Linked DNA regions of Mus musculus: region 1 is linked to region 2. Evidence: chromatin loops called from intact Hi-C (ENCODE). Cell type or tissue: left cerebral cortex. All regions are shown on one strand.

Region 1 (2,500 bases), 250 kb before region 2:
ACTCTCTTCTCCCCGTTCTAGCAATGGATCGGGACAGCAGCCGGTGTTGGACCACTGAGGGTTCTTGGCACTTGTTCCTTGTGTTAGCCTCTGCTTGTCTAGCTCTCTGAGAACAGAGAGTACCTTCATTCCCGCCCACCAATCACCCATCCTCAGATCTTGCTGCGGCTTCCGCCCTGCAGGAAGCCTGTCTCAGGGAGGCTCCCAGGAGTAACCCATTAGCCACCTCCTCCTCTTTAGGCCTCATCCCTCTTACCTGGGTTTTATAGCGCTTCTCCTTCCCAACTATGCTTCCCTCTGTCTTCATCCTTCCTCGGCAGACTCCCCTTCCCCTTGTCTCTCTCCTCTTCTGGCTCACTCCTCTCTCTTTCTCATCGTTCTAGCCTCAGCTGTCCCCAGAGCCTGGAAAGTCTAGCACAGCGTTGTTCTAGTCTCTTCTTTACTTGGCTCATCTTTCCTGCACGTCGTCATGTACCTTGCTCTCTTGGATGTCCTCACCCACTAAGTCCAAAATCTCTTCTACTCACTCACTGCGTTCCCTTTGTGATTTGCCCGTCTTGGTGATGGCAATGCCATGCCCCAAAGCTGCATCATCTATACCCAGCAACTGTGAGATCAGCAAGGGGTGGAGACATTTCTTCCACCTTCCCCAATCTTACCCTGTTGGCTTGCATCCACCGCCAGTCTCCTACGTCAGCCTCACGGTCCTCTATATTAGCACACAGCAATACCTTTTATGGTCTTCCAGCCTTTTCTCCCCACTACCCCACCTACCCCCAACTTCCTCCCCATCACACTTTTCTTCCTAAAACCAGGACAGAGATGTCAGTCCCTGACTCTAAGATAGTAGGTGGATTCTCTGGGTGTGTACCATGTTCTGGCAATGATATAGTTTAAGAACTCCTAAGCCCTTATTGCTCCTAAATTCATCTCTGCCTATACATGCCCACTCTGTTCCTTTGCTCAGACTGAAAATTTTGGCCACACGGGGGCACTCTTATCCACAGCTAGACAGTGGAGAGACTGTGAGCCTCTTAGTGACTGGGCCTGTGGATCTGTAGCTTACTCTGCCCAAAACTATTTAATCTCCCTGTGCCTTGCTTCTTTGACCTGTGAAATAGCTACAACATCCTTTCCTGAAGGATGACAAGTGATCGAACGAATATTTATGGAGCATCTCTGCCAATGCAGGGAGCACTGCTCCCAATAAATATCAGTTCCTTCTGTGCGCTTACTTCCCCTTACTTTTTAAATGTGGCCCCTCGACTTCAGCAAAGCAACACTCTGGGTACTCAGCACTCAGTACTTGGCACTCAGTACTCAGAACCAGAACCATCATTTCTTACCTTTGTTCTGAATTTGTTTTCTCTTGTGGAGTGGAACATTGTCAAAGTAGACAAAGTAGTTAGGAGGCTGAAGCAGTGGATCGGGAGCTTCATGCTAGCCTGGGCTACACAGAGAGATTCTGTCAAAGGAAGAGAGAGCCGGATGGTGGTGTCTTCTGTATCTTTGCATCTTAGGCATCTCATTCTGTGCATAGATCCACTGAAGAGAAAACAACAACTGTGTTTACCTACTGATGCCGAGGCTCTCGGACTCTTAGTGTAGTCCCTGGAAATTAAGTGTCAATATGCATTGTGTTGAAGTATCCTGGGCATTTTCATATTGAACTGAATAATTGCTTACCCTGATACAATAAAACCTTTTAAGCCCATTCTCTTGTAGAGAAGGCAGCTTTGAAGCCCAGTCTTACATTTTGTAACATTTGTAAGGAGACCAGTTGGTGAAGTAGCTCACTAGGAAGTGGCCATTGTCTTGGCTTGTTCATTATTTTAACGAAGTTTTAAACTAAGGTGGTTAGCCTTGCTCGTTTCTCTTGAAGCATTCATTCCTGTTACTTTTTTCCTCTTTGTCTCCCCTTACTACAATGCAAATGTCCAAAAGTCTGACATCATGTCTGACTTACTGCTGTGTTACCAAAGCCTAAAGCAACATTTAATACTTGTTGACTAGGGGTTGGAGAGATGGCTCAGTGGTTAAAAGCAGTGACTACTCTTCAAGATGACCTGAGTTTAACTTCCAGCACCCACATAGTGCCTTACAACTATCTTTAATTCCAGTTCCAGGGAAATGGATGCCCTCTTCTGGTCTCTGAGGGCACCAGGCACTCACTCAGGGCACACATATACATGTAGACAAAACACCAAAACACATGAAATAAAATAATAACAAGTACATGTTGACTAAATGATGAATTTATGTATGCTGTCTTCTAATATTTAGTAGACTATGAGTCACAAAAAGTGTTGTGCTTCCCAGAATGTTTAAGAAACTAATGGAAATACTAGATGTTATAATATTTACTCATAGCTCCATTTGTATGACCCACCAGTGACCTGAGTTCTCATGTCACATGTCTGCTTGAGCTTCTGAGCCTTTGTCTACAGTTCTGCAGCCTTCCTGGACCCAGAGTCCACCTTCTCCTTCATTGCTTGAAGAC
Region 2 (2,500 bases):
TCCTGGCTCATCAGAGCCCGAGCTGCTGGATCTGACTAGTTTCCCTAAATCTTCATCACCACGAGAGAGTTCTTCAATAGAGCCACCAGCGTTTACAACCCACTGTCTAGGATCCAGCATTCTGCACGCGCCCAGTGGGTAGACACTGCTCTACCAAGAAACCACAGGCAGGAAGGTAGCAGTGGGTTACTCAGGTCTTCTAGGGGATCTCCACTACAGAAGTAATGAGACCCGTAGCATCTGGCTTCATCCGTGAGCGTACAATCAGGGACGAACTCTGACTCAATGCTGGTCTCAGGAAATTTTCTTTTTTTCTTTTTTTTTTTTTTCTTTTAAATGTAAGCGGTCATTTAAAACTGCAAGTGGGTGCTAGATGGTTTGCTCACAGAAAAACGCATTGTGTTGTATGAATTGATTTATTACGTGTTTATCAGAGCGGACAATGTTTTATTCTTCTTTCCTAGATCCTAAGTGAAGTTATGTTTGAGACACACTGTTCATTTTCCTAAAGTGTAATTTATAAACACATTGAGCAATTCAATTAGGATCTTGTTTTGAATTTCCAATGTGACAAAGCATGTCCAATTAGAGTAATCAATAATAAATTGTGGCCAAAGACATTAGAAATCACGAAGATGCCTACAAGGCCTGAATAATGAAGCAAAAACCGTGGAATTAATATTTTCTTTTCCTGGATAAACTTAATTTTGAAGTTTATAAAGAGCACGAGACAGCACAGAATGAATTTGATTTCTGGAGTTACCAGTTTATCTTCATTAAAAGATACTTCCCGTGGTCACAGAACTGAACAAAGCCCTTGACAATTCTGTAGCCTGCGAGTTTTAGGTAAATCAACGAAGTTCCATGGAGCATTGACTCTATGCTGTTTTAATCTTAGAGGCAGTGGGCTGTATCAGATAGAGACATGGCCTGGGAGAGAGGACATTTTCTTGGAATCCTTGATGATAGATGACCATGGGGCTACTCATTATAGCTAGTGTAGGAAAGTCGGGTTTATTCAACAAAGGAATCATATTGCTATTTATCTTGAGTTTGGTGTTAGCTTTCTGTTGCTGTGACAAAGTACCTGAGATAATTAACTCGGGGGGAAGAAAGGTTTGTTGGTTCATGGTGCAAGAGGTTATAGTTCATGGTCACTTGACCCCACTGCGACCCGCCTGTGGATGCGCAGTACCTGCTGGTAGTAGTTTGCTATGGCTAATAAGTAAAGAGAGAAACAGGAAGGACCTAGACTCCCAACATTCCCTTCAAGGGACTTGTCCCCCAGCTTCCTGCCAGGAGCTCCACTTCTCGAAATCTCCAATACCAGCACCAGCCAGACACACAAGCCATCAGGGGCATTGCGGATGCAAACCAGTGGATTCAGACAGCATCAAGGACACACCCCATCTTAAGAGTTTGCCACCCTTCACTTCATTATGCCATCCCTGTGTCACTAGAAGTTTGTTTTCGACATGGCTCCATCTTGTGGATAGTAGAGTAACTGCAGTTCTCCTGTTTCACAGAGGAACATGGCAGGATGGAGCCTTTCCCTCCGTCCTCACACGATGTAGTCTTTGACTCCAGGGACTCTCACCTGTCAGAAACTTGTTAACATTCTGGGGTCTTGTTCATAGAAGCATCGGCAAGATGACAGGGCGGGAGTGGGGATGACGCGAAGATGCTTATGAAAACAAACAAACAGAGGTCCACCCACGTAGCTCACTGTTCTTTAGAGATAGCCATGAGTGTAATCAGGGGTGTAGTAGACAGACTTGATGTTTACACACACAAGTGGCATGTGTGTGCCTGAAGATCACAAGCTACTAACTAAAGTGAATGGATTTGGGATGATGTCTAGTTGCGACTAAAGCCCCAGCTGATTTTATTTCATTACATGGCTAAAGCGTTGGCTCATCCTCTGGCCCTCAGACACGATTTTTATCGAGGACGTTCTCCTCTCTGCATTTCCATGGGGTGGCTCGTGGAGCGGGAGGTTGCTGTCTGCCGCTGTTACGCGTATCACACCCGGCCATCTTGCCTTTCAGTTGGTAAGCTCTATGAGCTCCGTAGCCGAGCACTGTCTCCCCTCCTTACTCCGAACCCTGTTTGACTGGTACCGACGCCAGAACGGAACCGACGATGAATCCTACGGGTACAGGCCTAGGTCGAGCACAAAGTCTAAGGGGTAAGTGGCTTATCTAACTGTCTTTCCTGGACGTGGGGCACTTGTGGTCGATGGGGTGATGGTGTTATCAAGCCGAGACTGTGTCACTATCTACTTTATTTAGAGACAAGGTAGATAGAGTTTATGCCCATGTGTGTAAGTAAGAGTGAAGGTGTTCATGCTTAAACTTTAATAATCCCATTAAAAAAGTTATCCCATGTTGTGTTTTTAATCTAGAAAAGTTAGTCCTTTTGTTTAGTTTTGTCTAGTTTTTTTTTTTTTTTTTTTTTTTTTTTTTTGGTGTTGTTTTTTTTTTAAGCTACCAATGGATTA

What was found. Peaks named below come from ENCODE experiments on the same cell type or tissue, not always from the same donor. Only the 100,000 strongest peaks of a DNase experiment are listed, where the experiment ranks them.
Region 1: it touches region 2 in a loop (8-fold over the local background); 34 of 42 quality-filtered maps call a loop at or near these places.

What each region holds. Positions count from the first base shown.
Region 1 is chr5:73,378,609-73,381,108 of GRCm38, reverse strand. Gm34583 (a long non-coding RNA gene) reads right to left here. Exons shown (of 8, transcript XR_377017.2): 5 at 2,390-2,500; 6 at 1,347-1,545. Among named protein-coding and RNA genes, the nearest start is that of Gm34583, 8.9 kb to the right of the region's middle. In left cerebral cortex, a CTCF peak has its summit at 983 (motif pointing right); DNase peaks (open chromatin) are centred at 54, 660 and 988; H3K4me3 peaks cover 313 bases; H3K27ac peaks cover 487 bases.
Region 2 is chr5:73,132,934-73,135,433 of GRCm38, reverse strand. It overlaps Fryl (FRY like transcription coactivator), which reads left to right. Exons shown (of 63, transcript NM_028194.2): 6 at 2,049-2,188. Among named protein-coding and RNA genes, the nearest start is that of 1700071G01Rik, 23 kb to the left of the region's middle. In left cerebral cortex, a CTCF peak has its summit at 1,499 (motif pointing left); a DNase peak (open chromatin) is centred at 1,489.